Linked DNA regions of Mus musculus: all the other regions are linked to region 6. Evidence: chromatin loops called from intact Hi-C (ENCODE). Cell type or tissue: left cerebral cortex. All regions are shown on one strand.

The links. Peaks named below come from ENCODE experiments on the same cell type or tissue, not always from the same donor. Only the 100,000 strongest peaks of a DNase experiment are listed, where the experiment ranks them.
Region 1: it touches region 6 in a loop (6-fold over the local background); 13 of 42 quality-filtered maps call a loop at or near these places.
Region 2: a loop joins it to region 6, with 5 times the contacts of the local background. A loop is called at or near these places in 13 of 42 quality-filtered maps.
Region 3: a loop joins it to region 6, with 10 times the contacts of the local background. A loop is called at or near these places in 13 of 42 quality-filtered maps.
Region 4: it touches region 6 in a loop (8-fold over the local background); 41 of 42 quality-filtered maps call a loop at or near these places.
Region 5: it touches region 6 in a loop (4-fold over the local background); 5 of 42 quality-filtered maps call a loop at or near these places.
Region 7: it touches region 6 in a loop (2.7-fold over the local background); 11 of 42 quality-filtered maps call a loop at or near these places.

Annotation. Positions count from the first base shown.
Region 1 is chr1:154,117,000-154,120,999 of GRCm38, reverse strand. It overlaps LOC108167736 (a long non-coding RNA gene), which reads left to right and starts at 3,147. Exons shown (of 4, transcript NR_168298.1): 1 at 3,147-3,560. In left cerebral cortex, CTCF peaks have their summits at 2,157 (motif pointing right) and 2,763 (motif pointing right); DNase peaks (open chromatin) are centred at 2,175, 2,736, 3,150, 3,361 and 1 more place; H3K4me3 peaks cover 875 bases; H3K27ac peaks cover 3,633 bases.
Region 2 is chr1:154,030,264-154,034,263 of GRCm38, reverse strand. The region is part of intron 3 of LOC108167736 (a long non-coding RNA gene); the gene reads left to right. Among named protein-coding and RNA genes, the nearest start is that of Gm46165, 31 kb to the left of the region's middle. In left cerebral cortex, a CTCF peak has its summit at 1,535; a DNase peak (open chromatin) is centred at 1,533; H3K27ac peaks cover 1,135 bases.
Region 3 is chr1:153,745,010-153,749,009 of GRCm38, reverse strand. Rgs16 (regulator of G-protein signaling 16) reads right to left here. Exons shown (of 5, transcript NM_011267.3): 5 at 3,542-4,000. Among named protein-coding and RNA genes, the nearest start is that of Rnasel, 2.4 kb to the left of the region's middle. In left cerebral cortex, a CTCF peak has its summit at 2,074 (motif pointing right); DNase peaks (open chromatin) are centred at 256 and 2,084.
Region 4 is chr1:153,893,074-153,897,073 of GRCm38, reverse strand. It overlaps Gm38440 (a long non-coding RNA gene), which reads left to right. Exons shown (of 2, transcript XR_387481.3): 2 at 1-3,350. Among named protein-coding and RNA genes, the nearest start is that of Teddm1a, 3.4 kb to the right of the region's middle. In left cerebral cortex, a CTCF peak has its summit at 1,960 (motif pointing left); DNase peaks (open chromatin) are centred at 1,968 and 2,249; H3K27ac peaks cover 401 bases.
Region 5 is chr1:153,805,570-153,809,569 of GRCm38, reverse strand. It overlaps Rgsl1 (regulator of G-protein signaling like 1), which reads left to right. Exons shown (of 22, transcript NM_001368270.1): 12 at 1,696-1,889. All of the region lies in intron 1 of Gm41974 (a long non-coding RNA gene), which reads right to left. Among named protein-coding and RNA genes, the nearest start is that of Gm41974, 22 kb to the right of the region's middle. In left cerebral cortex, a CTCF peak has its summit at 1,999 (motif pointing right); a DNase peak (open chromatin) is centred at 2,003.
Region 6 is chr1:154,178,719-154,182,718 of GRCm38, reverse strand. No RefSeq gene overlaps it. Among named protein-coding and RNA genes, the nearest start is that of Zfp648, 20 kb to the left of the region's middle. In left cerebral cortex, a CTCF peak has its summit at 1,547 (motif pointing right); a DNase peak (open chromatin) is centred at 1,575; H3K27ac peaks cover 810 bases.
Region 7 is chr1:154,075,220-154,079,219 of GRCm38, reverse strand. The region is part of intron 1 of Gm46165 (a long non-coding RNA gene); the gene reads right to left. The region is part of intron 2 of LOC108167736 (a long non-coding RNA gene); the gene reads left to right. Among named protein-coding and RNA genes, the nearest start is that of Gm46165, 14 kb to the right of the region's middle. In left cerebral cortex, a CTCF peak has its summit at 2,346 (motif pointing left); a DNase peak (open chromatin) is centred at 2,343.

The sequences.
Region 1 (4,000 bases), 62 kb after region 6:
CATACTGAGCTGAAGTCTTAAAGTCAGACAGCATGCTTTGTGTCTTATTTCATCATGGGAATTGGTCTTTTGCCAGGAGGTGGAGGCTGGCCAAGGAAGGCTCTGTTCCTGGGCTGCTTGGATGAGAAACGTTCTTCCCCAAGGCCAGAATTCAAGCACTTCTGTGGTTAGCTTGCCAATTCTCCCCACCCCCTCCATGCTTCAGTGACTTTTCATTCCTAGCCAGGTTTTGAGTTAAACAGACAGACTGTACATCTGAAAACTAACCTGGCCCTCCAGATGATTGTACAAAATAGGACACTGGGTGCTTGCTCACATAATATGGACCTGGTGGTTTCCTCATCCAAACTGACACCTTATTTAATTATCCTAGGAAGAAGAAAATCCACCTTGAGTATACTGAGTTTATAGCTGCCTTTCGTGTCAGTGAATATCTTACGAGATCTCTGTCTCAAGTGCCATGTTTTGTGCTTAGAATCCAAACCATGACTGACGCTTGCTGAGTCTGCCTCCATTGTGTACTTCCCAAGTCTGGGTTCTGAAGTCAATTCTGTGTTAGTTCTTTATTGCTATGACAGAATATCTGAGAGAAGGAGAAGAGCAAGGATCTCGGTTGGCTCATGGCTTGAAGGACACAGTCTACCCTGGTCAGGAAGGTATAGCAGTGAACGGCTCTTTGGCCTTGGAAAGCTTGTCTCAAAGCTAACATCTCAGTGATACTGGACCAGGTACAATCTGCCTTTGAAGGGCTCTGTCGTCCAGCTAGGCCCCATGTCCCGAACATTTCCACAAATGCCCAAAACAGTGCCACCAACAGGGGTCTACATATTCAAATGCATGGGTCAATGGGAACGAAGTTAACAAATCTACCTGGAAACAGTAGGAAGAGATTGAAAACCTTTAAGCAATGAGCTGTGGTGTCTCTCTCTACTCCTTATCCGACCTCTTTATCTACTTGGCGTGACCCTTACACTCTGGCTCTCACCTTCTGTCTTGCAATGAACACTCACCCTTGCCACTTTGAGAAAACTCTTCTCTCTCAAGCTCACCATCAACACCAACTGGCCCCAGGCTGACTCTCCCACTGTGATTGGTCAGGTTCTGTGGATGAGAACTGGACTTTGAGTCACACTATCCTTGTCAAAAGCAGAAAACTCATCTAACGTCCTCAGTGAGGGCTCTCGGGCATGAAAGGCCCTTGCTGCACAATTGGACTGCACTGGTGCGCCCAGACTCAGCCCTTGGATACAGGCACTGACTGGGTGTTGTCGGGAAGCACAGACTGAGTAGTCCACATTGTGTCTCTCACACAGGACCAAACCAAACTTTCTGCAACATGTTCTAAATATGTGGAGGAAGGAAGGTAGATCCTCTAAAGCGGTAGAAAGGACTCTTGAGACAGCTCCGCCGCGGGTAAAGGCCTTACAGGCAAGCCCAGAGACAGAGCTCAAGTCCCGGACCCCACCGGGGGAAAGAAGAAAGCCAACCCCAGAGACTTGGCATTTTACCCCCGAACACACTGTTGCACGTGCATGCCTGCACACATAAATAAACAAGCAAACAAAAACCCACAGGAAGCAACAACAAAGATCAATGGAATTTCATAATTTAAACAAGAAAGAAAATTGTAGGGGAAAGATTCAACGGAGAAGAGGCTATACAAGAAACAGAGAGCCAGATCTGTCTGAAAACAATGCTGAGGGTGCTTGGCAAGACGAAGAAGCAGCGCGACTTGTGCCAGCCCAGCCAGGGAAAAGCTGCGAGACCCTGTCGCTATACAAATAAAATAAAATTCAAAAATCCTAGGTGGGTATCTACATATAAAACTGACTCTCTTCTATAAACATATGTTCAATAATATTGACTTATTTAAAATATTTTCTTGTTATTTAATCATCATTTTTAGATTGTGAGTTTTTTTTTTTAAATATAGTGTTCCTGTATATTTCAAATAATGGGCTCAAACAACTGCAGCAAGTGTGGCCTTTCAAATGGGGGATATATTATAAATTTAGAAGTATTTAGCTTTTGTTGGGTTTTGTTCATGAATAAATTAAAGTCTTGCCTTTAAAAAAAATAGACTGAAGAAATGTGGAGAGGCAAACAGGCAAGTTGAGTGGAGCAAGCTATGTTGTTATGCAGTCAGAGCCAGCAGGTGGCGATAGAGTAGAGGCAGCGGAAAAAGGTGTCCGCTGGTATGACAGGTGCCCAGCAGGACATTCCAGGGGTAGTGGCAAAGACTTGAGGACTACTACAGTCTTCACATTCCTGAACATCATCCTCTGAGTTCTAAACTAAAATGCATGTTCTATACTGTCTCACAATGACTAAATTCCCCGGCTGGCTTCTAGTTAACTTTATAAACAAATGGGGCTGGTGTGGTATTATGCAACGCAAGGTGTCACTGACCTGGGGGAAGGAAAAGAGCTGTTTGCTTCCCATTTTATGATTGAGTGCAATTTCGTAGTGTGACCCCCGTGTGTATGAGCCTCACACTGCGCCTTGCACACAGCACATCCGCGGCCTCCTTGGCTTCCTTCTTTCCAAACTCTGTTCACCTCACAGCCCCTTAGTTGGTTGTCCCCTGTCCCTCTGAAGTAAAGTTCTTGGCCTTGGAAAGCCAGCAGCCCCTCTGGCCAGAGACCTTTCTGTCCTTCAGCCTTTGTTGTTCCAGATTTCTCGCTGTGAGGCCTCAGCAGTTGCCAGAGGCCACCCTAGGAGCTGGGATCTCAGTGCACAAACAGTGTTATGCATTTGTCTCCTCCTGGGGGCAGCATCCTCCTCACCCCCACACAGGCTCAAACTGAGCATATGTACGGGCACGCGAGCACACACACACACACACACACACACACACACACACACACACACACACACACACACGCACACACGCAATACTCCCTTCCTCATAACCTGTTTCTCATCTGCCCCGGAACAATCTCCAATTCCTCTTTCCTGCCTGGTCTAATCAGCTTCGCCTCTGGGCCTTGGCGTCCCCCGGTATGCAAGCCAGAGGTTTGCACAGTTGATCAGATTGTAGGGAACACTATGTTTCTTCCCCTGCCGCGGCTTGTTTTCTTCAAGGGCCAAGGCCAGCCGGCTGAGCTGTCTTCCTTTTGCCCTCCTTCTCTCTCTTGCACGTGGCCCAGCTTGCGCTGGTGTCTAGAAAAGTCTGCACGGCAGAGCTGACTCTCGGGGAGCTTGCACTTCAAAAAAAAAAATCGCTGTTGGGAGACAGACAGGGTGCTGCATTGCCAATTCGGGGCAAGCCCACCTTGAGGAGGAAGGCGGGATGGGGGTGGTACACACCTCAGAGTTCTGGCCAGAATTCTTGTTTTGCTGCCGCTGGGTTTTTCCCTAAGCAGAACAGGTTTTTCTCAGGCCAGCCAGGCTGCCATGAACTTCTGGTCCCTTCAAGCAGTAAACACCACCAGCCACGGGTTTCAATCTGCACTCTGGCGCCTCTTCCTCGTTTTCTTTCAAACTGCGGGTTTGAAAAATTGGAACGCTCGGACTGGAGAGGAGGCTCGGAATTAAGAGCACTCGCTGCTCTTGCAAAGGTACAAAGTCCGAGATTTCCTTCCCAGCAACCACATTGACACAGTGTTGTCTCCAGGGGTCTAGATGGGATTCATCTTCTCTTCTCGTTAGAGAATTAAAAGGTGGGGAAATTTTCCAGCTGGACAGGTAGCCACAGATAAATCTCAAACACAGCATGTAGGATCAGTAGTTGAAGAAAGGCATATATGGGGGTGTGGGGGGGTTGCGGGGTGAGGAGACACACACACAGAGCAGACGCACAGAGAAAAAGACCCCTCGATTTTTGGAAAGGGGTCTCGGGAACCTGAAAACCCAGTCTCTTCTAGAAGACTGGGCTTTTTAAGTCTCTGAAGGCTCTTTGTCCTCTCGCTTAGGGTTGGTTAGCTTGAAGAAAGACAGTACAGTTGACTAGCCTACGACTGTTGTGCAAACACAGTCTGATTGAACCAGCACACACACA
Region 2 (4,000 bases), 150 kb after region 6:
TTCCTGCCCCGACAAAAAGGCTGACGTTGTTGATGTCGACTGGCCTAACAAGGAAAAAGGACCCATGGATCCACCCAAGAGACCTTTTGTCTTTAGGTGAGAATGAAAATGTATCTTAGAGGAGAAAGAAACACATAGCATGTGAAGTCAAGCGCTCTGTGGCCTGTGATAATGGCTCTTGAGGGTGCTGACTGCTGATAAGCACGGACGCTGGCCTCGGCAGAAGCTGCGGCATGTCACTGCCCCCAGCACACACAGTGACTGTGCAGGTTCTCAAACGTCTACCATGCAAAGTGCCTTGTCCAACTCTTAGATGCTAGCCAGTCTCAGATGCTGTGCCTGGGAAGTCTCACTTTCCAGAACAGTAACTAAGGTCTGAATTTGGACCTGAGATGCTAGAGTCAGCAAACATGAACATAGTACACACAGACACAGACACACACACACACAGACACAGACACACACACACACACACACATTTGTTCATACACAAATTCACACACATACTTGGACACACATACACAGACCATGTTAATACTTGTAGAAACAGAAATATATTCACCCCAAATAAACACACTACATATACACTCACTCCACACAGAAACAGATACACAAATATAGAGCATAGATACGACACACACAATCATATAAACATTCAAAAATATCAAACATAGATAGAAACATATAATGCATATATGTTGGATGCGTCATATACATATCCCACAGAGACACACAGATAAACACTGCACACAGGTCTTATACACTAGATCACCACAATGTACACATACAGAGACGAAATGTAACATACTACTTGACACAAAGCTTTGGTTATGTTAGCTATGTATATAGGAGATAAGTATTTAAAAAAAAAAGAGGAAAGAAAATCAAAATGCAGCAAAAAAGTTATAAACTTGAAGAATCCTTGTTTAAAATGAACATATAAGATTCACTGTAACAAGAGAGCAGTAACAGGAACATAAATAGTTGACTTGAAATGGGTTGTTCTGTTCTAACAGGTTTTTGCTGTTGTTTTGTTTTGTTTTTTTTCAAGACAGAGTTTCTCTGTGAACTTCCGGTTGTAGACCAGGGTGGCCTCGAACTCAGAGATTCTCCGGTCTCTGCCTCTCAAATGCTGGGTTTAAAGGTGAGTGCCACACTGGCCGGCTCTAACAGTGCTTTTTATTAAGTGATGGTTCTTCTGTCCCTGTGCACTCACCGCGGCTGCTGAATATTGCCTGCTGAATTGCATCTCCTGAGTCTCTGGTATATCTACCACTCCCGCCCCCACTCTAGCCCCACGTGTCTGTTGAAGGAGCAACCCCTGCATAGCCTTTTCGGTGCCTGCTTGGACAGTGTTTGCCACTTCCTTCTTCCCCGTCTCCTTCCCTGCACCCTCCCTGCCCAAGTCAGGAAAGTCCCAGGGTGCTTGCCTCACAATACAAACCGGGAAGTTCAAGGATCCGATGCTGACCCTGGACATCAACTTCCCAGAATCCTGAGTCAGATGAAGCGCGTCACAGTTTAGCTCGGTGTGCCTAGGGGGCGCTCCGGTCCAGGAATTAAACTTCTTAACCGTTCCCTTTAGTATTTCAAGTTCCAGTAGGGAAGGGCTAGAGACTAAAATTAAGGGAGCCAGCAGGTGAGATGACAGCTGGAGCCTAGTAAAGAAGGGGTGGGTTGCTTAGGAATATGCCTCCAAGGTCTACTGTCTCTCTGAACTTCAAAGCTATAGGTGGCCCCACAGGACAACTCTCCCAGATGCTAAATCTGAGGCCAGAAGATGGAAGTCACATACTTACAGTCAGACCTAATTTGAAGCAATGGGTAACAGCAAATGTCAGAGTCACCCTTTGACGGAGCCACGGGTACTATCTTCATCTCCCCATTGCACAGTATTTTTCCATTAGTTCGAAATATGGATATTACCCTGCAGATGACATTTTACTAGAGAATTAAATAACTGCACTTTGTGCTTGATTATAAGAATGTAGAAGGACATATTAAAAGGAGTAAGTAAACTGCTACATACAAGTGTGCACTCCCTTGAGAGCCCTCAAAATACAGAACTCCAAATTTAAAAACACATTAAAGTGTGATTGCTTCCTTAGAAAATGTGTCATTTAGAGAGTTTGTTTTATTGTGTTATAATAGAACATTCTCGCTACATATTTCTTTCTTTTTCCTTTCTCTTCTTTTTTCTTTCTTTATTTGTTTTTCAAAACAGAGTTTCTCTATGTAGCCCTGGCTGTTTTAGACCTAGCCCTGTAAACCAGGCTAGCCTAGATCTCAGAGGTCCACCTACCTCTGCCTCCCCAGTGCTAGGACTAAAGGCATGCGTGTATCACCATAGCCACCTTCTCACTGTCTATTTCACCTCTGAGTTTTTCATCTAAAAAGGAGTAGGGGGTGGAACTCAAGGAACATGAGGAATGTGGATGAACTCATGTAACCTTTGGGCACTCGCATAATTTACAAACTAAGTGGGTATTACTGGGTTTTATTTATTTATTTTTAAACAGCAACATGTAGAGGTATTCGTAGAATAGCAACGTTGAACCAGTCCTACCTTCCATGCGAGCTCCTCATTCATAAGAGGCCCTGAGCCCCTGTGAGCCACTGTCTTCTCTAGAAAGTAAGAGTCCGAATCTGATGAGCTGTGTATCCCGCCGACAAGGTAAACCACAGTGCTGAATCCCCCTGGTACAGAAGTCACCCTAGGCTTGTCTCCACCTTCCTTTGGGGGAGGGGGTGCAGATTACTCTCCTTCCCAGACGCTCAGTTCTCGAGAATATAATGCAATACAGGTGCACTGGAATATTAAATAAGATAGGAAAGATAACATGTCTTGACATTGCCTGTTCCATCACAAGTACTCAGCCATTCTGGTTTTATCTCTTCTTCCAGCATTGGTGCTCCCCCATTGGACAATTGCATTAATATTAGGAAGAACTCACTGACTGAACCTGGTGGAATACACCTGTACTCTCAGGACTTGGAAGGCTCAGATGGGAAGGCATGAGTTTAAGAACAGCCTCTGCTACGCAGGTCCTTGTTTCACGATAGATAGATAGATAGATAGATAGATAGATAGATAGATAGATAGACAGATAGACAGCATCCTTCTGCACCAGGCTATCAGCCTGTGGATGTGGGTAGAAGACTCTGGCTCCTGGCTTCCTTAAAAAGCCCATGACTTTCAGTGTGTCTGGAGCCAAAGCCATTATGGGAAGTAGAGAGCCCTGCATACTCTTGGCCTCAACGAGTAGCTTTCAGTAGCAGGATTTTTACCCTGTCATTGGTTTGATTTTGTTTTCTTTCCTCTGCATTTACCTTTGCTCACTCTTACGCGGAGCTTACTTCATTTCGTTGAGATTTCCTTGACTGTTCCTCCCTTCACTCATGCTGCTGCTTCCTGCTTGGGTGTCCCTAGGCTCCCACCCCTTGCATTTGGCTAATCCCTCAGGGGGTTCAGCTTTCCTTCATGGAAATTTTTCTAACCCCTGACCACTCTCGCTATTTGTTTTCATAGCACCTTGTGCTTCTCCTTCCTTGACCTTATAGTACCATTACATAAGCATCCGTGTCCTGCTGGTCTGCCTCCTCCGCCAGGCTGAAAGTTCACAGAAGCAGCGAGCTTCTTTATTTGATTCCTTGGCATATCACAGGGCTCCATAATGTGAGTGGACTGAATGGATGGGTAAATGAACGGACTCCCAGAGGTCACTGCCATCCACATGAGGTGAACCACTCAAGAGTAGCAGGTCTATTTTCCCATATGCACTTCTATCTTTGCACTTGTTTCCAGGATTCCTCCAAATGGTCTTTCCCCTACATACTTAAAGGAATGAATTGATTTATTAGCCACATGAAAAATCCAACCACAGAATCCTGATTCAAACTTTCGCTCCAACAGTCATATTAACCTCCGTGGCTTCTACTGATGCATCTGATCTACTTTAGAGCATTCAAAAGGAGCAGGAGTTACTGATAACCAACTCTT
Region 3 (4,000 bases), 430 kb after region 6:
TGTTACTTTTTATTTATTTTTTATGATTTCCAAAGCCCAATTCTAAAAATGATTTGAGGCCACTTATAATACAAAATGTGCCTATAATAAAATCCTAAACTATAAACACATAAAGGATGAGAGACCCAGTAATTAACAGAGGAAGGCATCCATCAGATTCCACCAGAAAACTCAACTCTGGATCAAGGCCAGGGCAGGAAGTATAAGTCCCCCTTGTGAAGAAAACACAGTAATTCTTTAGCTGTCACATCACGTGAGCATGGGGGGAGGGGCACCTGGTACCAGCTGTCTGCTTTGGGGAGGGACAAATGCTGGGACAGATCTGCATGGAGGAGGACAGATCTGTATGACAGGAGAGTCTAAGACAGGAACCATGACTTCCCTTGGACCATCTTGAACCAAAGATCTCTTCTGGGTGGGATTTAAACTTTGAAGGAATAATTTACCAAGGGTAGACAGCAGGCACAGGAGTGAGTGGGAAACCTGGACTGGATACACGGAGAGGAAACAAACGGCCAACGCAAATGTAAGGGCATTTTCCCTCTTCCTCCTGAACCACTTCCCACTGTGGTATCCTCGATCCTTCCTTTGACCAAAAAGAACATCAGACTTCCGGCTCACATCCAGACTCGCACTTAGCTTACCAAACCCTTCTGGGAACTTGGGTAGAAGCCAGTGCTGTAACGTTGTACCAGTAGAAGGTTGACCTTCTCCTATCTGCAATGTGTGAGTGGTCTGGGCTGGCTGCTATGCAGCTCCAGCTGACTGGTATCTCTTTACATTTATTGGAGTGATTCACATAAACGCTCTGGCTTCTATGTCTTTAATGTTATAGGATTCTTACAGGAATTACAGGAATTAACATATGCCGAGTATTTAGAGCAGTATCTGCCGCAGACAAGTGTTTGCTGTTTTTGAGCATGTCACCAAGCCGTCTAACACACACTTTTCACACATTTTCTGTCATCACAAAACCTCTCTGAAGCCAATACTATTTATAGTCACATTTTATAATACAAAGTGAGAGCCTGAGAAATTGAGAAACATACTGATTAGCAACCTGCAGACACCAGATTAAAGTCAGTCGTGTGGCTCTAAATATTGCTCCATGCTTTCTGTGAGCTGTCCTGTGAATGGCTAAAATGAAAATTCTCCCTTAAATGGGTGCTTGATGTAAAAAGAAAAAAAAATTTTTTTAAAGATCCACAGATTCTTGCTTTACTCAAAGTCTAAGTCAGTGCCTGAATCTGTGACTGTGCCAGTTAGTCTCAGCGGTCACCTGATTGCATAGGATATTAGCAAAGAGAAAGGCTCTGGGTGGGTCTCTGAGAGTATTTCCTGCAGGCGTAACTGAAGGGTGAAGCCCCTCCCCTTGAGTGTGCAGCATCTTCCAGGTACTGCCAAGATGTGAGGGGAAAGGCTGCAAGCTTTGCCTGCCTGCCTTTGTCCCCTGAAGGTAACTCTACCCTGTAATATAGCACCTAAGCCCCTTGCATCTCTCACCCTTAGCATCAACTACTTAACTTAGGATCGGATACCTAACTTCGGCCTTCTCTTTCTTCTCCTGGACCAATTTCAAGCATTCTATCTGCCTTGAATTTACACCTCATAGACCCTGGATCCCTGAACAGTCTCTTTAACTAAGACCTTCCAGATTGGAAGATAAATTTTAGCCCTAAAAGAACTAAGGAAATCTTGCCATAACTCCTATAGACACTGACTGTGTTAGGAATTGTGTTAATAATTCCAATTTCATAATTTTGAATGTTCACCAAAAATGAATTAATAAACAACAAATTCTAGCCATGACATAGAATTCCACGGGGAAAAGCAAAGCTTTTGAAACTGAAAGAAATTCAGGCTGGAGAGGGCGGTTCCGCTGTTAAGAATACATCTATTCTAGAGGACCCGAGTTCGGTTCCCAGAACCCACATTGAGCGACTCATGTCCACCTTTCATCCCAGCTTCAGGCGCCTGCGTTCATGGGCACAAAGCCACACACCTGCACACATAATTAAACATAGATAAATAGTCTATAGAAGTCAGACAAACCTAAGACAATACATAGTTATAGCCACAGGAGGGCAGCAGAGCGCAAGGGATCGTCTGGCCTTCCTCGGCCCTCGAAAGCACTGCCCCGGCCTAGGTTTCTTTGGCTGTTGCGTTCTCCGTGACATACTGGCTTAACTGATGCCCACATCTTACATGTTATCATCCAGGGTTCTGGAATGCTCCAAACAGCAGATAAAAATATACAGAAAACTGGGGACAAGAACATGCATAACGCAGGAGTCTTTAGTCTGGCAAAAGGAGGTGATGACCTTTTGTCGCATTAAGGAATCGCCATGTTTTTATGTGTGCAAACATCTCCAGCCGTGGAAAATAGGGATTCGGGGCCTTGTGGCTAGCAAGATGGCTCAGCAGGTAAAGGTGCTTGCTGCCAAGGCTGACCACCTGAAATCAACCCCCAAAACCCAAAAGGTAGAAGCCGAGAACAACTCCAGAAAATTGTCTTCCGCCTTTCACATGCTTAGCGTGGGATGTGTGCGTGTGGAGCAGACACACACACCACAGTGTTTCATTGTACCTGGGCACTCCTGTCTCCCTCCCGTCCCCGGTCATGGGCCTCTCTACCCATCTCACATAGACAAACGCCCCACAGTGTAACAGCTCAGATGGCCTCCGGCACCAGCTGCACCAGCTGCACCAGCTGCACCACACATGCTCTCCCCCGTTTAGGATCCGGTCGAGCTGTTGTCTGGATGGTATGAGGTTAGAGCCTGCCTGTTTGTTCCCATATTTTTGCTTAAGCCCTCAGTGTCTGAACCCCTCCTGCTATCACCTGAGAACCCTGGATCTAGGTGTAGGGTGCAATTCTAAGGGGTCTCTACAACCAAGTACTTGAACTCTGATCACACAGAGGACTTGGGGGAGAACTGAAACCCAACAGCATGTCAGATCTGTGTATAAGCAGATATCTATAACACCACATAATTTCTTTTTTTGTTGTTGTTTTTGTTTGTTTGGTTGGTTGGTTGGTTTTTTGAGACAGGGTTTCTCTGTGTATCCCTGGCTGTCCTGGAACTCACTCTGTAGACCAGGCTGGCCTCAAACTCAGAAATCCACCTGCCTCTGCCTCCCGAGTGCTGGGATTAAAGGTGTGTGCCACCACCGCCTGGCTAAATTTTTTTTTCTTTTGAATCAAGATCTCAGTATGTAATCTAAGGCCATTCTCAAACTCCTAAAAGCTAGGGCTTGCAGGCATTCACTACTATGTGCCTGGGCCAGGCTCTTTTCAGGCAGTGAAATCTCAAAGAGCAGGATTTCAGGACTGATGTGACCCAGAAGGCACCAGGCAGAGGAGAAGCCCGGCTCCTTGTGGACTACCCTGCAAAAGCCTTTCAAACCCAGCTCAACCCTTTCGTGCCTTCAGCCACCCACCCCGTCCTGTATCCCCATCCCACAGAATCACCAGAGCTGTGATACCACAGGCCCTCCATACTCCCCTGGACCCTCATATCATCCATACTGTCCTGGGAAATATTGGGATATTATTTTTGAGTTTTATTTTCAGGTTTTTTTACAAGAATATAACATGCTCAAACAGAAAAACAGTGATCACATACACTGCTGATAAAGGAACCCAGCTCCCTTTGTTAACAATAAATAAATATTAACACAGTGGGGAGTCCCGTGTCCCGTTCCCCCCCCCCCCCAGCCCTCAGTGATTCCCAAGGCTTGCAGAGGTAGAGTCTGGTAGGGAGGAGGCGTGATCAGGCAGCAGCTCCAGCTGAGGCTCTTCAGTACAGGCAAACAAACCACAATAAATAACAATAGCAGCGAGACAATCGGCACAACACAACAGAACACAATATTATACTTAAAAGAGTTCTCTCCCGGAGAAACCTCAAGTGCAGAGGGAAACAACCTAGGTCTCCGTCTCGGTGGCTGGTGCTGGAAGTCCCAACTTGGAAAGTTTGTTCGGTAAGACTCAGAAGTG
Region 4 (4,000 bases), 290 kb after region 6:
TGCCACCGCCTCCATTTTCTGCCCCCCCCCACCCCCCGTAAAGGCGGCAAGCGATTGAACCCATGAACTTTCAGTCCAGGCCCACACAGTACCAAGGCTAATGGGGGTCTGATGGCAAGTGCTTTGAAGTTGAGTTTCTCACTGAATTGAGTTCCTCTGTCCCCAGGGTGGGTGGATTGGGAGAGCAATATTGCCAGGAAAGAGCTTGGACTAAACTTGCAGAGATAGCCCAGAACGAAGCACGTTCCATCAGTGGTGCTCGGCTGGCTAAACTGATGGCTCGAGTAGGCTTTCCTGTGTTCTTATACATTCTTTCTCTGAAGCTCTAAAGCTCCTAACCTAGTGTCATAAGAGGACAGCTGTGTGATTACCTTGTACCCGTGATGCAAAGTTTAGGATATGGTTCCACTGAACCCAAATCGTAGACTGTAGCTGCTGGGAGTGGAGTTGGCTGCCTGTGTGGCTGATGTCAGCAGGCAGTCTGTGAAAACTTTAAGCTGAAGAGACACAGTGTGGACTCAAGTTGCAGTCACCCAAAAACCCAACCCAGAAGGTAACTTGTTTGGTTCTTTATAAACCCAAATTAGATCTGACCAAAAGAATGGAGCATAACAAATGTTAAAACAAGCACCCACCCACCCCCCAAAAAGGAGAAAGATCACTGGAAGTCGGTAGCATTCCTGGACCCTGTAAAGTGTATTTACAGGGCAAAGTTGTATTAAGTCCGCCTCTCAAACTTCACTCCGCACAATGAAAGAAGGCAAGACCAGCTTGTCCTTGAATTCGATAACCTAAGACTGGTCACGAGAGGGAGTTTTCTTTACATAGCTTAATCACTTGATACTCTTCAGTTTAAGAGAAGAAATTCAAAGTTGGGATGTCAACTGTCTTTCACCTCATTTGAGTTTGACCAATGTTCAGTGAAGACACAGAGAGAGAGAGCACCCCATTTCTCAACCTGCATATTAGTGGAAGGTTTGGGTCTGTTTGGACTCTATCTCAAAGCTTGCCTCTGCTAGGAAGTCACATGAAGGGTTTGGGAAGAACCAAGTTCATCTGTCACAGCGTGGGAAAGCAGGGGTCCTACTGAGACTATGGAAGCCACAATCACAATTCTAGAGTTCAACCCCCATGTCTGTCTTTCCTACTTGTTTCTGGGACAGGCTAGACAAGCAATCTATTGCTGAGCTATATCCCCAGCCCACCCTTTATTGTGTTTTATTTATTTTTTATTTTTTTATTTCCAGAAATGGGATTTCTCCATGTAGCCCTGGCTGACCTAGAACTTGCTCTGTAGACCAGGCTGGTCTCAAACTCAGACCTTTGCCTGCCTCTGCCTCCTGAGTGCTGGGATTAAAGGCGTGTGCCGCCACCACCACCACCACCACACCACCTGTGTGGAAGTCGGGGGACAACTTTCAGGAGTCAGTTCTCTCCTCCCACCATGAATTCCAGGACTAGACCTGTCAGGTTTGCACAGTGGCTGATGCCTTAACCCACGGAACCATCTTTCTGGTCCAGACACTTTGCTTTATTTCCCAGAGTACATACAGCTCTGTTTTTGTTCATTATATAGCTGCTAGATGGTTTAAACTTTACTGAAGCCCACTTGAAAGTTTAGGAAAGTTGGCCTGTGGTGTAAAAACTGAATTGAAACAGTTCTTCAGTTGGTTACTTTTCTCAAAGGAGTCCACAGCTGGGCCTGCGCAGAGCCTTTTATCCCTCACCCCTGACCCCGTTAGCTGGTTTGGATCCCTGTTTATCTCATATTTGTCAATTTTTAACTGGAAGCACACAGCCCTATGGTATGTATTTTGGATTCTTGGGCAACATTTAGCCTGCTTCTGGGCTTTCTCTCTCCTCCCCCATTTCTTCTTTTAAACTGGTTTTTGAAAGACTAATATATGCTGGGGTTGGGGACCGAGGTGCTTGGACTGACTGATGGTGCTATTGTGCCCTCTAGTGGTGGCTTGTGAGAATTTCAAACATCGCCCCAGAAGGCTTGAGTCTGAAGATTTTCTTGCCTCTGTTACATATTACATATGATAATTTGATAGCACCCAAGTGTTTCGCCTACACTGGCTGTTTGAGAGATATTATATTCATATCACTGCCTGATTACTGGAAGTTTGTCATAAAATTAGTCTTCAGAAGCCCAGAAATGGGCAGCCTACTCTGCTTGCTTCTCACCCCACATCAGTGTGCAAGGAAGGTGGACAAAAAAAGGACTCTGCAAAATCAACTGAGACAAGTCTAGGGACAAAGAATAAAGGGGAAATGGATTCAAAGGTTTGATCATAAACAAGCCTTATCCTCAGCCCTCACTTGGGTCTGAGCCCAGAAACGTAAGGCAAGCCAAGAGTTGAGAGTACGCCAGACTTTATTCTTAGGAGAAGGGGAGTTGGGCAGAAAGTCTCACATAAGCTTGTCCTTTAGGGGAGTCTAGGGTATTTACACTGTGCCACTTCCTCTACCAGGATTTCTGGCTGGCCTCACCCGTTCTCCCTCTGCTCTTCTTCCCCTGAGTCCTTGTTTAATCTTGGGGATAACTTCCTTCTCCATCGCAGTTAGGGAGGGACTGATACTCCTATTGTTATGTTATGTTACATTACTCACTCGGTAGCCTGGGTGACACTGTCAGACTTGAGGCTGACATGAGGCTTAAATAGCTGACCTATCTCTTTTCTCCAGCAAGTGGACCCATAACAGCAGTTTCCTTAGAGAAGTACATATCACAGCAGTGATACTAGCTGGGGCGGGATGTGGTTCTGTGGGCAATTGCTGGCGGGCTTGGGTCTCACCCTCAGTACTAAGCAACACAACCAAAGCACCACCACTAATATCAAAAGACTAAACAACGTAGGAACAGATTTTGTGCCTTTACTCTCCCCAAGGACAAGGAAAAACGAGAGAGAAGGTGACCTCAGGCTTTAGGATGGTCACCCAGAGGTTGGCAGAGCATCTTACCTGTTGTGTAACACAACGAGAAGGAAGGATGGGTGGGGTGGGCAGTGGAACCAGATGAGTGGAATCAGGAGCTGCCACACAGTTGGAACACACACAAGGAGTTGTGTAACTTAGATACAGCAAAGCCCTTCTTCTTCTGAAACCTACATGTTGGTGAGAGAGAACTCCCCAAGGAAAATTATTTCAAAACCAGGACAAAGTCAGATGTGTCAGATGGTTAGGGAAAAAGAAAGCAGTGTTCCTGCAAGTGGCCCAGTGACAACAGAACAAGAAGATCCATGTGAGCTCTCTCTGCCTTGTGAGTGCTCACTGCCTCGGTAGCAGAAGGTTGCAGTCTGTGTGTCAGCTGAAAGACAAAATAGAGATTATAGAATGGCTTGAGATTCAAAGAGGAAAAGTTGCAAAACCCAAGGGTAGTGTGTAATAAGTTCCACATGTAAGGGGGTGAAGAAAGCTTTTGCTAGGGTAGACATACCAAGCATGGACATTCTAAAAATCCTGGATAATGTAAATTTATGTGATTATTAAATTACCTTTTAAATGACTATGTATAATTTGAAATGAAGCCTGTCATTAAAGATCAGGGAGGGGACGGTAAAAAAAAAAAAAAAGAGGAAAGGTAAACTTTACTTATTATTTCTGAAATAGGATTTACCCCAGCTGGTCTCAGATTCAATAGGCAACCAAGTATGATCTTGACCTTTTGATTCTCCTGGCTCTGTCTAGAGGCTGGGGTTGTACATATGCTTTTTGTGGTGCTGGGAATTGAATCCCCCAGGGATATGAACATGCTAGGCAAGCATTCTGTCAGCAGAGCTCTAACACCAGCCCCAAAGAATATAAGTTCAACCTGCATCATATCCACCTTTAATCCCAGAACCCAGGAAGTGGAGGAAGGCAGATCTCCGAGTTTGAGGCCAGCCTGGTCTACATATATATTGAGTTCCAGGACAGCCAGGACAATGTCATGAGATCCTGTCTCAAAAACAAAACAATAAAAAAGAATCAATCTACTTCATCAGAATAAGACAAC
Region 5 (4,000 bases), 370 kb after region 6:
CAGATTTCTAAAAGCTGATTTGAAGACAACCTGAAAGGGTTGCTAAATCTATAGAAACAACAACAAAAACAGAAAAACATAGTGACTAAAAACTTGGTGTCCTTCAAGCAACATCAAAAAGTAGTAATTTGCAGGCAAAATGGTGCACATCTTTAATCCCAGCATTTAGAGGCAGAGGCGGGAAGATCTCTGAGAGTTCATAAGGTAATTCCCAGTACAGCCAGAGCTACACATTTAGACCCAGTCTCAAACAAAAAAAAAGGTATATCTTTAATAACTTAATTTTTTCATACACCATATCATGGGTAGTATCACTGGAGAATTCTGGGAGATATTTAAAGGAAAAATAGTACCAACATTATAATTGCTCTTTGAGGAAATAGAAGAAACTCTTACTTATCCTATGAGGCCAATATCATCCTGATTCCCAAAGCAGAGGCATCATGAAAACCACAGACTACTACTTCCCTTTGAATCTAGACACACAAGTCTCTCACAAATAGGAAACTAGATCCAGTAATAACAACAACAACAATATCATGTAGCATCAGCAGCTGGCATTTATCTAGGGAACACAAGATTCAGTTAACATCCAAAAGTTGAAATAATATCCTGTATTCGTTGGGCTTCCCTAGAATAACAGAGTTGATAGAATGAGTACATATTAAAAGGAGATTTTTTTGAGATTGCCTCATACAATATAACTGGTGTAGTCCATCAGTGGCCATCGCACACTGGAGAGGTTGGGAATCTAGTAGTTCATGAGGCTATGTGTCTCAGGAGTTGCAGTTTGGTGTTGAAGCCCTCAGGATTCCTGGAGAGTCACTCATGGGTCCTCAGTTGAAAACCTGAAGAAGCTAATTCTAACATCAATGAAGTGCAGCAGGAACTGCATAGATGAACTTGCCAGTGAGAGTGAAGGCAAGTTGACAAATACTAGTTTTTTTCTTTCATTTCCCTTTTACTTGGGCTGATACTGAAAAGAACAACTTATATTTAGGATGGGCCTTTCCATTTCAAATAATCTGATCAAGAAAAGTGGCATACCTTTTAGTTAATTTCAATTCCAATTAACTCGGAGACCAAGATCAACCACCACATATTCCATATTAAATAAATGAGGTAGAAATCCCACATGATTATCTCATTTGAGATATCTAAACCATGATTTTAAACATCATGATTTAAGAAAAAAAAAACCAACTTTCAAAATGAGAATAGAAAAAAAGCTATGACATTCCGATAAAGGATGTCTATCAAAAACCTACATAAAGGCATCTGTAAAGGAGATGGGTAAATTAGTCAGAAGAAGGTTACATGCACGCAGCTTTGAATAATAGCTGTGACTGTGACATAAGAGGTTACATGAGCAGTTAAAATTGGAAAGGGGAGTAACTAGAGATACAGTTGCAGCCTGCCAAGGAAGATGAAACCCCGGAGGGAGCACAGCCTACCCAAGAAAGACTGTGAGAGAAAAGGAAAGGGGATCGTGGGCGAAACATTAGCTTTAACTCCATTCAAGGGGCAGCCAGGTGTGCTGCCTTTAATCCCAGCACTAGGGAGGCAGAGATAGGCGGGTCTCACAGGTCCAGAAACTACACTGTAACCCACGTTCGGTTTCATTCCCTACTCGGAACAGTCTCCAAGGTCTCTATCCTTTCCCCTCTAGCAACAATACAACGCTCTGTTTTCCAGGAACTTAACAGAAGTCCTCCTAAATAATGCACACCTCGAGTACTTCAAAGAGTTCCTCAAAGACCGGAAGTCTGAAAGCCCGTTGCAGTTCCTGATAGCCGTACAGAAGATCATGATGGAGACCAATGAAAAGACTTATAAGACATCTTTGGAAAATATAACCAAGACTTATCTCCACGGAAAGGTCCCTGCCGGTGTGCCTCTCTTTCTCTTGATTCTCCCTTTAGTTTCTTGGGAGGAGAAGTTTGGGAAGTAGCCTGACTCCATCAAAACCGCTAGAGAGAACTGAGAGGGAAATGGCCACATGGGGGCAATATTGAGACACCGAGGATGAATGCAGAGAACAATTTTAAGCCCAAAGTCAGCACACTGATGAAAGGAAATCACAAGTGAGATACATTCCATACACACGCTCATTAATCTCCTTTATTGTTGGGAATCTAACCTAAACTCCAGTAAGGTAGGAATAAGTAGCTGCATTTTCTAAACAAAGGAAGTACAACGCATTGAAGTTAGCTATAACTTATTCCATTGAATGCAAATTCCAATTATTTGACCATTAAAATGACTAGCCTGGGACTAGCTATAAGCAAACAGGTGGTGTTCTCCATCCCCAGAAGAAGAGTTGCACTGGGGAACACTGTGTCTGACAACCGTTCCTAAATGTTGTCTTGTTTTCCTGTCTAAGGTGGTGGTAAAGACTGTGGAAATACATTTTAGCTGGAGATTGCAAGTAAAGTTTAGCTCATGGCTCTAGAAAAAGGAGGTGAGAGCACAATGCCCTTCTAAAGCTGTAGAGCCGAGCTTCTTGTCTGTCACAGGGGAACAGGCAGAGTTTATGTAGGCAGAAAGGGGCTCATTTATTTAGTGGTTTTTTTACTTGTTTGTTTGCTTGGTTTGGTTTTGTTTATCCAAGGCAAGTGTAGAAATACAAAAAAAAAGAAAAAAGAAAAAGTTCAAAAGTAACAAGTCTCTCTTGTTCATTTATTTGTTTGTTTTGAAACAGGGTCTTGCCACACACTGCAGACTGGCCTGAAACCCGTCTATGTAGCCCAGACTGGCCTTAAACTCTCAAGCTTCCAGCATCTGCCTGCCATGTCCTGGGATGTACAGAAATGCCCCAGCTCAGCATGCGAGTTTGTAGGTCCAATTCGAATGCATTAATAATAAACTCAGATTCACAAATATTGCATTGATATCACATTAATGCAATTATAAGAAGTTACAAAGCACTTCCCCTTGATGTGCCTTAAACAAGAGGGAGCCCAGATTTGAATTTCTACTTGTCCTGTGTCTCCTGCCAGGAGCTAAGTCCCACAGCTAGCTCCACAGGTTCATTGACAGTCTAAACTATAGTTCTTATGTATACATTAACATCGAACTTTTGTATAGATAAACCCAGTCAATATTTTATCTTTTGTCCTTGCAACTACAATATATCATTCATTCCTTTTACAATCTTTAGTTAATGGTTTTATGGCCTAAAGGAATGTATTCATTCCTAAATTGTAAATCTTTTTGCCTGCTTTCCATCTAGTGCAATTAACTTGTGATATGTGAAGACTGGCAGAGTTCTAATAGCAGTTTTCATATCATAGAGGACTTTAATTGCAACCCTATTATAAAGGGCTCAATAGTTATTAGTATAAATTTAGGAATTCTTATAGAATCATTAGGAATTAAGAAATCATCTATTTCTCTATATAGCATCACTACAAGATAGTGCATCTTCTTTGATCTGCAGAAAATCTGCCCGGTAGGGTGGGCTAACACCCAGGGATTGCTATATTAATTTAATAATGACAGGGAGGACATATCAATAGCAAGAATCATTCCTGAGATTTGTGTCTTAGGGCCTTGCCTCCAGAGCTTATCCACCACCATCTATGCAAAATGATGGACATTTCAGGAAAGTCACCCACTAGTCTTAGCCTCTCCTAAATGGCTTCTGACAGTCTTCCATCATCTTCTGTCCATGGTATGAGTCTGAATCTGCGCCTGCCTGAATGCTGTCTTGTGAACCTGTCCCTGTGTTTGTGTGTTCCTGTGTATGTCCATGGCAGAGGGTTCTGCTTTCTTATTGAACAGCACAGAAAGCACAATATGAAGAAGGAATGGGGCACTTTACAGAAATCCTTAACAGAGTCTTATAAGGGGTGAAGCCACTGATTCCAGATTATTCCAGCTGACCCAGATACCAATCAAACCAATGCCATCAAGCGATATCCATACATTGCTCCAACATTTTTTTTGTGCACATTCATTTTATGAAGCTAGTTTGGTCCTATCTTCTGTCCTCAGCAAA
Region 6 (4,000 bases):
AGAGAGCATCTAGCAAAGATGAAACTCTAGAAGTCTAGGTGTGGTTGATCATCTTTCTTTCACTGTGTTCAATCTCCGACAGAGAATAGAACTCTGACCCCATCCCATCGATCTCCTGCCTTGGCAGTGCCCTTTCTCCCTTTAAGCCCTGATCCAACCCAGGCCATGTCTGTGCCATAATCCAGACACACCAGCGCTTTGCAAACACTCTGCATCACCTAAGCACTGTGACCTCCGCTACTTCTCTGCTTCTTTCTGTCTTCCAAAGTTGTGAAGACTTCTCTAGACCCTTCAACAGACTCAGGAGTCCATCCCTCAGCTCTCCCATCACACATTAAATGTGTCCCTATAGACTGAGAGATTGTATACATTCTTCCTCCTGTCACCAGAGACTAAGCCAAGGCCAGGCAGATGATGTGCTCAGGACTGTGTTACTCTTGTGACTTTCCTCACAACAGAGGTCCTGCTCATGATGTGCACAAATCTGACGCAAGTCCTGGGTTTGCAAGAACACTGAGTTCTTGTGATATCTTGATTTAAACCTGTGTTTCTCGGGCTCTAGAGATATGCCAAGGTTCTTGAGTCCTTCCTAAGACCATGAGCCAGGGTCACATCTGGGCTCTCTTGATTTGCAAGTTGTGGGTCTGTTGGCTCCAGCACTCCTCTGCCATCTTTGTGACCCAAAAATCAAGCAAGGCTTGACATTCATTGTGAGGTAATCTATTTCCCTCTGGAGTTCTAACACTTCTCTTGGGGTATGCAGGGCCCATTGTGGGTAGCAATCTAGACTCCTCTTCTTGTGCTGGCCCGGAGGACTCTCTGGAAGACACATCTTCTGCCTCCAGCTTCCTCCAGCCATGATGCAGTTCCCATAGATGCAAGCATCCTTCTTGTCCTTTTGCACTAGATGTGGAGAGTCCTAAGGCTCAGCACCTGACAAGCTCCTTCTGCTCCTACTTGAGCCTTAAACTTCCCCAGAAGCTAAAAGGAAATGTTTATAGTCTGTCCTTTGAGAGCAACAAAGAAGATCAAAAGCAAAGCAATTATTTTTCATATTAAAAAAGTCATATCCAATTTTGCATGCATTTTTTTAACCTGGAATTTTCTTTCCTGTTGTACACGCATCTTCCTCCAGTTTATCCTTCAGGTGACACTTCAGGTAGAACTTGCTCTTATTCATTCATGTCTCTGACTTCTGAACCCTGTCTGGGCAAGTCCTGATTCTCACCATTCTCTCTGTGCCCATGCTTAGCTCCTATTGAGTGCTCCATAAATGCTTGGTAACTTGAACCAAACAGAGACAAGTGATGGGTGAACAAGATCTGCTTGTTGCCTGGTGGCTGTGGGGAAGGCATGCTTGAATGAAAGGCACCAAGAGAAACACAGGACTGTGAGACAATGTAGCTCTCAAAACACAATTTAAAAAAAAAAATGTAGCAAGGAAAGGGGTAGGGGCAGGGAGGCAAGATTGTTTCCAGCCACTTCATTCCAACCCACCCGGCTTCAGGCCCCTCTGACAGGCATAGGGAGAGCCAGGGACCATCTATGAGTAACCAGCAGATGGCAGCATTCACCCATGGATGAAGGACTCCCTACACCAGGACAGAAGCAAAGGCAGCCAATTTTGTATTCTGGGAAACCTGCAACCAAAGATGACTGTGGTTTAAAGGCCAAGCTGAGAGTGTGACTTGAGACACAGACAAATCTGGGATGTCGGCTACCCTGCACACAGTAGGCACCCATAGCCATCTATGCTTCCAGTTCTTTCTTATTCCAAGCCTAAAGGTCTTTAATTGGAGAAAAAAGAGGAAAGACAGAAGAGTATGAACCAGTGTCTTGGGACCTGTTGGGAATCCCCAGATGCTCCTGAGAGAGGCAGCCAAACTTCCCTGGGAAACTAGCACCCAAAATCCTTGCTTTGCAACCTCTGAGTTGAGTGTGTCTATTAGTACTAAGTGTGTCCATCAAGTATAAAGAAGAAACCCAGGCTGTGATAGTTCCTGTTTATCTGCCAACTGTCTGGCAAGCAATACTTTCAAGAGTCCCCTGTGAAACCAAGGTCCATGTTAAACATCTCAGGGTTGACTCGGGTACAAGCTGACCAGACTTCCAGGCATGGAAAACCATGGTCTAGAGCGACTGCCTCTGGTCATTAAAACACTTGATCCTCATCCAGTCAGTACCACACACGGCCACACATAAAGCCCAGAGGAAAGAGACACAGATGCCACAACATTTACTTAGAAGAACTGGCCGGATTGGGCCCTCTGGGAGGGGCCCATTCTTAGTGGTTCCCCACACCTGCATCTCCTGCCTCCACATGTTTGTTTGCCCTGCCTGAAAGTATTTTCCCTCCTGAGAACCTTACCCCCCACCATACAGATCTTAAGTTCTTCAGAACATTGGCTTCCCTCCCGCGTCAGTGGCATGTTCTGTCCTCCAGTTCCTGAGCCTTTGCTTTGAATCTGTGTGTAAAACAACTTCTCTACATTACAAACATCGTCTCAGCTGCACTAGAAGCAACTCTGAGAGACAAAGATGCTGTGTTAAACCCCTGCCTCTGCCTCTGCCTCTGCCTCTGCCTCTCTGCCTCTGCCTCTCCTCTGCCTCTGCCTCTGCCTCTGCCTCTGCCTCTGCCTCTGCCTCTGCCTCTGCCTCTGCCTCTGCCTCTGCCTCTGCCTCTGCCTCTGCCTCTGCCTCTGCCTCTGCCTCTGCCTCTGCCTCTGCCTCTGCCTCTGCCTCTGCCTCTGCCTCTGCCTCTGCCTCTGGTGGTTTGTGAGAACATGACAGGGGATGGGAAGGGACACAGTAAGTAATAAGATAGGTGCTAACTACTGTGAAGGTGTTAATGGAGGGAGAAGATAGTGTCGAATTAGCAGGGAAGCCTTCCTCATGGCAGAGGCTTCAACTGAGCCTTGAAGAATAGATTGCATGAAGACGAAGTGGAGGGTCACCAGTGCATGATCCTTTCTGAAGTAATATTGGTCTTGGAATTCTATAGTGGGATAAAAGTGGTCTATCAGTAGGGTAGGCCAGTCAGTATCCATAACCTTATCGATGCCCCTGGTTAACCCCCAAGACTTCCTGGAGTGTGTGGAACCCCCTGGATAGAGCACACAAGGGCAGTAGGATCTAGGTTTCTGTCCCAGGTCCATTTCACACCAAAAAAGGACATAGAGCCTCCAACCCAGTGTGCCTGAAATAAAGTTGCTATAGGCATGATGCCTGACAGCCACACAACAAAATGGTACCCTAAGTTTAGTGAGGGAAGGAGTGAGTGGTAGCATCCCTGGTACCAGAGCCCAGGATGCCGCACTTCAGTGGACATCCTTCCCTCTTCTCTTGCATTATTGGCAGACTGTAGGCTCCTTTTCCTTCAAAAGTTTAGGGTCTTTATTCAGTGACAGCCAAGGTGTCTGGAGAAGACAGCAAGTAATATTGGATGAAAACAGAGGCAATGGGGAGGGTGAACCTTGCTCCCTTCCTCTTCGGCACCCTGAGTACTATAGTCTGACACGTTTTTCTGAGTTTGCAAAAGACAAGGAAAGTTCAACTAGGAATTCCCCAGACAGCGAGCCCAGCCATAGCCCCAGAGTAGGTGTAGGCGATGTGGACAGGGTGTGTTGTTGCAAGCCTGTGACTTGTCCAGAATTTGCCCTTTAGATGTCTAGTCTCATCCTGTCATCATCTGGGGAGAATAATCGCTCAAGGGCAGAGCGTGCTTTGCTTTCTCCAAGGCAAATGTGCTCTTTCTCAACCATCGGATGAAGCCCTGACCATGAAAATGTGTCTCTCCCTGCTCTGCTTTTCTTCCTCCTTCAGTGTCTCCCTGTGGCCTTTATCAGGCCATATTGCTAAACTCAGAAGGACAGAGAAGTCATATCCATGTGGCAGCAGGCTCCTTCCTTCCAGCGCAGCATGATCTGGGCGGCTGGGACAGCCATTGTTCAGAGCCCAGGCTGGCCATCAGCGTGGGGTGCATCCTTGAGGCCTTCTCTTG
Region 7 (4,000 bases), 100 kb after region 6:
GAGGAAGAGAACCCCTCTCCTCCCCTTTGCCCTTGCCACAAATGACAGGCAAGAGAGCTGGCCCCAAGGTCATCAGAGCAGGAGAGCTGTCCCTGCCCTCACCTGCTGCGGCACTCAGGAGAGCATTCTGTGCCTGACCTGGGCAGCATAGTAGTGCTGACCCTCAGCTGACCATAGATTCCACAATGAAATTGTTTTTTTCTGTTGGGATGGAGAGCTTACAAGGGTGAAAGGTGGGTATTAGGGGAGAGGGAAATAAATGGGATTATGTGCAGGATGTGAAATTCACAAAGAACCAATAAAAAATTAAAAAATAAACACCCAGGCTTTGTCTGAAATCTAATCCAATCAGAGGGCAGATACTTGTCCCCAGAACAGTCAAACTATTTTTCACTTCTTTTGAGACTGGATTGTTAAAGCACATTCCACCACAATACCAGCCCTTGTTGGCGTTGAATCCATCTTCAGTAGATAGAACCACACCAAATTTTATTTTACCTTGCTCTGTTTTGCTTCATAGAAGTTGTGTTATTTACAAACTTAAGGTTTGTGGCGACATTGTGTGGCACAAGTCTATTGACACAATTCTTCCAAAGGTTCAGACCATTACATGCATTTTTTTTTTGTGAAGTGAAGTATGCATTAGTTATTGTCCTTGTGCCTGTGACAAAATGCCTAACAGGAACAGCTCAAGAGAGGAGTGTCTCCGAAGGAACAGCCATTGTAGTAGAAAGGTGTAGGAGTGACTCAGTCCAACTGACAGAAAGGGGCTCACCAAGAAGCAAAGAGTTCAGTTGGAACCAGAAGTAGATACACCTGTGTCACCCCCACACCCCTAGAATATACTTACCTCTGATGGTGAGGCCACAGTTGTCAAAGATCCCTATAGCCTTCTGTGGATCCTAATCACAGCACCAAATGTTGAAACACTAGAGTCTACAGTGGACATTACAGACTCAAATCACAAGGTGATCTGAATTAAGAGATCTAAGATCTAAAATAAATCGCTTATATAGAGTAGTTTTGTAGACACAGCATAATGTAAATAAAACTTTGTTTATGCCCAGGGAACAGGTCATGCAGCTCACCTCGTTGTCCTGAAGTGCCACTGAGCAGCAGTGCCACGCCGTATGCTAGAAAATGACCCATTCTAGAATACAGACCTCCCTTGGAGACTGTGGGTTCAGGTACAGATGTCTCACATACGACAGATACTGCAATAAAGCGAGCGAAGGAGGAAGGAGATAGATTTCCTCCTAAATCATTGCTCCATCTCGGCGCCTCTTTGTCCCCAACACACACGGAGTCTTGTCTAATCTTCAACATGACACTAGTCACCTATCAAAGAAAATAGGAATCCAAGCTGTGTCTCTGAGTGAGGCTGCCCATATCCTTGGTTTAGGCTGTTCCTCTTATGACTCACCCATAACCTGAACTTCTCTGATGTAACAAGCTCTTGGAAGTTCTGTTGAATGGACAAATACTTCCCAGGACAACCTCAGATGCCCGGACAATGTACAACATGCAAATTGGCAAAGATCAGATTAACCCAGCAGATGTAGAAAATCTGGGCCTTAAAAAAAAAGCACACCGGGCTAGAGAGATGCCTCAGTGGGTAAGAGCACCTGACTGCTCTTCCGAAGGTCCGGAGTTCAAATCCCAGCAACCACATGGTGGCTCACAACCATCCATAATGAGATCTGACTCCCTCTTCTGGAGTATTTGAAGACAGCTACAGTGTACTTACATATAATAAATAAATAAATCTTTAAAATTTTTCATAAAAATAAAGCATACCTAGGGCGTGCTTTGACAACTCCTTTGGGACATTCTTTTCTGTCATCCTGAGTCTTTAAGCTATGAACATAAGCACAAGAATCACGGTGCTGAAAGGAGCCTGAAGTGCAAAAACAAGCTGCAACAAGAGAGCCAGCACACCCTGCACTGTTTGCAGAAACTCCCTGGGGACCCAAGGTTACATAAAACTCAACGGAAAACACACCACACCACCCTCTGCACACTCTTTCTCTACTGTAGAGTTTTATAATCGTTGAACGCCTCTTTGCTGCTTGGGAAATCCATCTTCCTTGAAGATGCCTTGACTGTTTTCATGGGCTCATGGAGCAATTCCTTGGGGGTTAACAAGAGGTTAGAGTTCTGTGTTCCAGAACCTCCTGCCTTGAGCCTTAAGCCAAGTGACATCAGGTAACGTAGTCCTATTCAATTAAAGTCAGAGGTTAAGATTCCTGTTCACATTATAGGGATGTATACTTAGGTGTGTACTATGCATTTATTTAAAGAACCCCTGTCCTTGAGCGCAACAGGAATGATGCTGCCTTCTAGTGGAAGAAAAGGGAAAATCAAGAGAAATAGCCATTTGCTATAAGCAATGTCAGGCTCTGTATTAAAAATGAAAACGCCAATCTGTCTGCTCCTTAGAGGTCTGATTTTTGTAAGGTTTTTACAAAGTCTCTTTCTAAAGGCCTGCATCTCTCCTTTGGTCGACCGTTCAAAGCTACTAACTGACATGTTTTTGATAACTTTCTATATGCTGGAACATGGGTAGAGAAACACAATGTTAGGTGGGGTTTCTGCTGCTCCTAGAGCACATATTACTCATTTGGGAAGACTGGTGTCCGCCTTAAAAGTAATGCAGAACAGTCAAATCTTTATCTGTGTGGATCAGTCTACTGTATGGAGCCCATTGGGAACAGAGTCTCTTAGACTCTGCCCACAGAAGCAAGCTCAAACTACCCACTTTGGTTTTCAAATGCTTGCCAAATTTCTTGCTACTTCTTCATTACATTCTGTTTGAAGCACAGCTTTAGAGTAGTCCTCTAGGGAGCCAGTTTTAGGTTTATCACTAGAAATCTGGCCTGGCATAAAGGACAACATTGCTAGAACTCAACTGGAAAGCATCTTAGTTACATCCCTTTGATACACTGTGTCCTAGCTAGAGTTACTGTTGCTATGATAAAACACCATGACCAAAGACAACTTGGGAGGAAAGGGTTTATTTGGCTTACATTTCCAAATCACTGTTCATCATTTAAGGAAGTCAGGGCAGGAACTCAAACAGGGCAGGAACCTGAAGATAGGAGCTGAAGCAGAGGCCATAGATAAGTATTATTTACTGGTTTGTTCCTCGTGGCTTGCTCATCCTGTTTTCTTATAGAACCTAGGATCATCAGCCTAGGGATGGCACCTCGCCTGTCAATCACTAAGAAAATGCTCATAAGATTGGGCTTGCCTACAGCCCAACCTTATTAATTTTCTCAGTTGAGAGTCCCTCATCTCAGATGACTATAGTTTGTGTCAAGTAGACATGAAAGTAGCCAGCACCTGGTTAAGAATAAGCAGGGATGTCTTTGTGTCTGCTTTTGAAACAGTGAAACGGTATCTGGAGCAGGGGGCTACCTATCTGAATGACTTTGCTTGAATGCACCAAGAAGTTGGCTCACCTGGAAAATCAGAACACTTGTACACTCACCTTATGGACACACTTTCCTTAACCATCATTGTAACAGCTTCCACTCTGAGCAGAACTAGATAAAATCAGCTACGAGGAACACCTAACTAACTACTAACTAGCCCAGAGTGGGCTCTGGATCATGGGACCATCTATTATTCTCCGGAGTTCCCAAACTCTCTCGTGCCTTGTGAATTTCTGAGACCACCCCACCGATATCCTATATCAAGTTTTGATTATCTCAAAACTCAATGGAAACTATTTCTTCCTCCTTGAAATCTCCTCTCTCTATATACTTCAAATTGTAGCAGGCAGGCAACGATAAGTGCCCAGCTTTCTTGCACATTCTCTTTGTGTAGGATGTGCATCTCATTGCACTGTAATAAGCTGTTGTGGTAAAATCTGTACTAGCATGGAAACCAGCTAAGGGTTCTTGTGTGCTCCAGCATCTCTCCTAGCTGCTGGCTTTGGGTTTGTTCTCCTTCTCTCCCTCTCTTCCCCCTCTTCTTCTCTCTCCCCCTCCTGCATCAT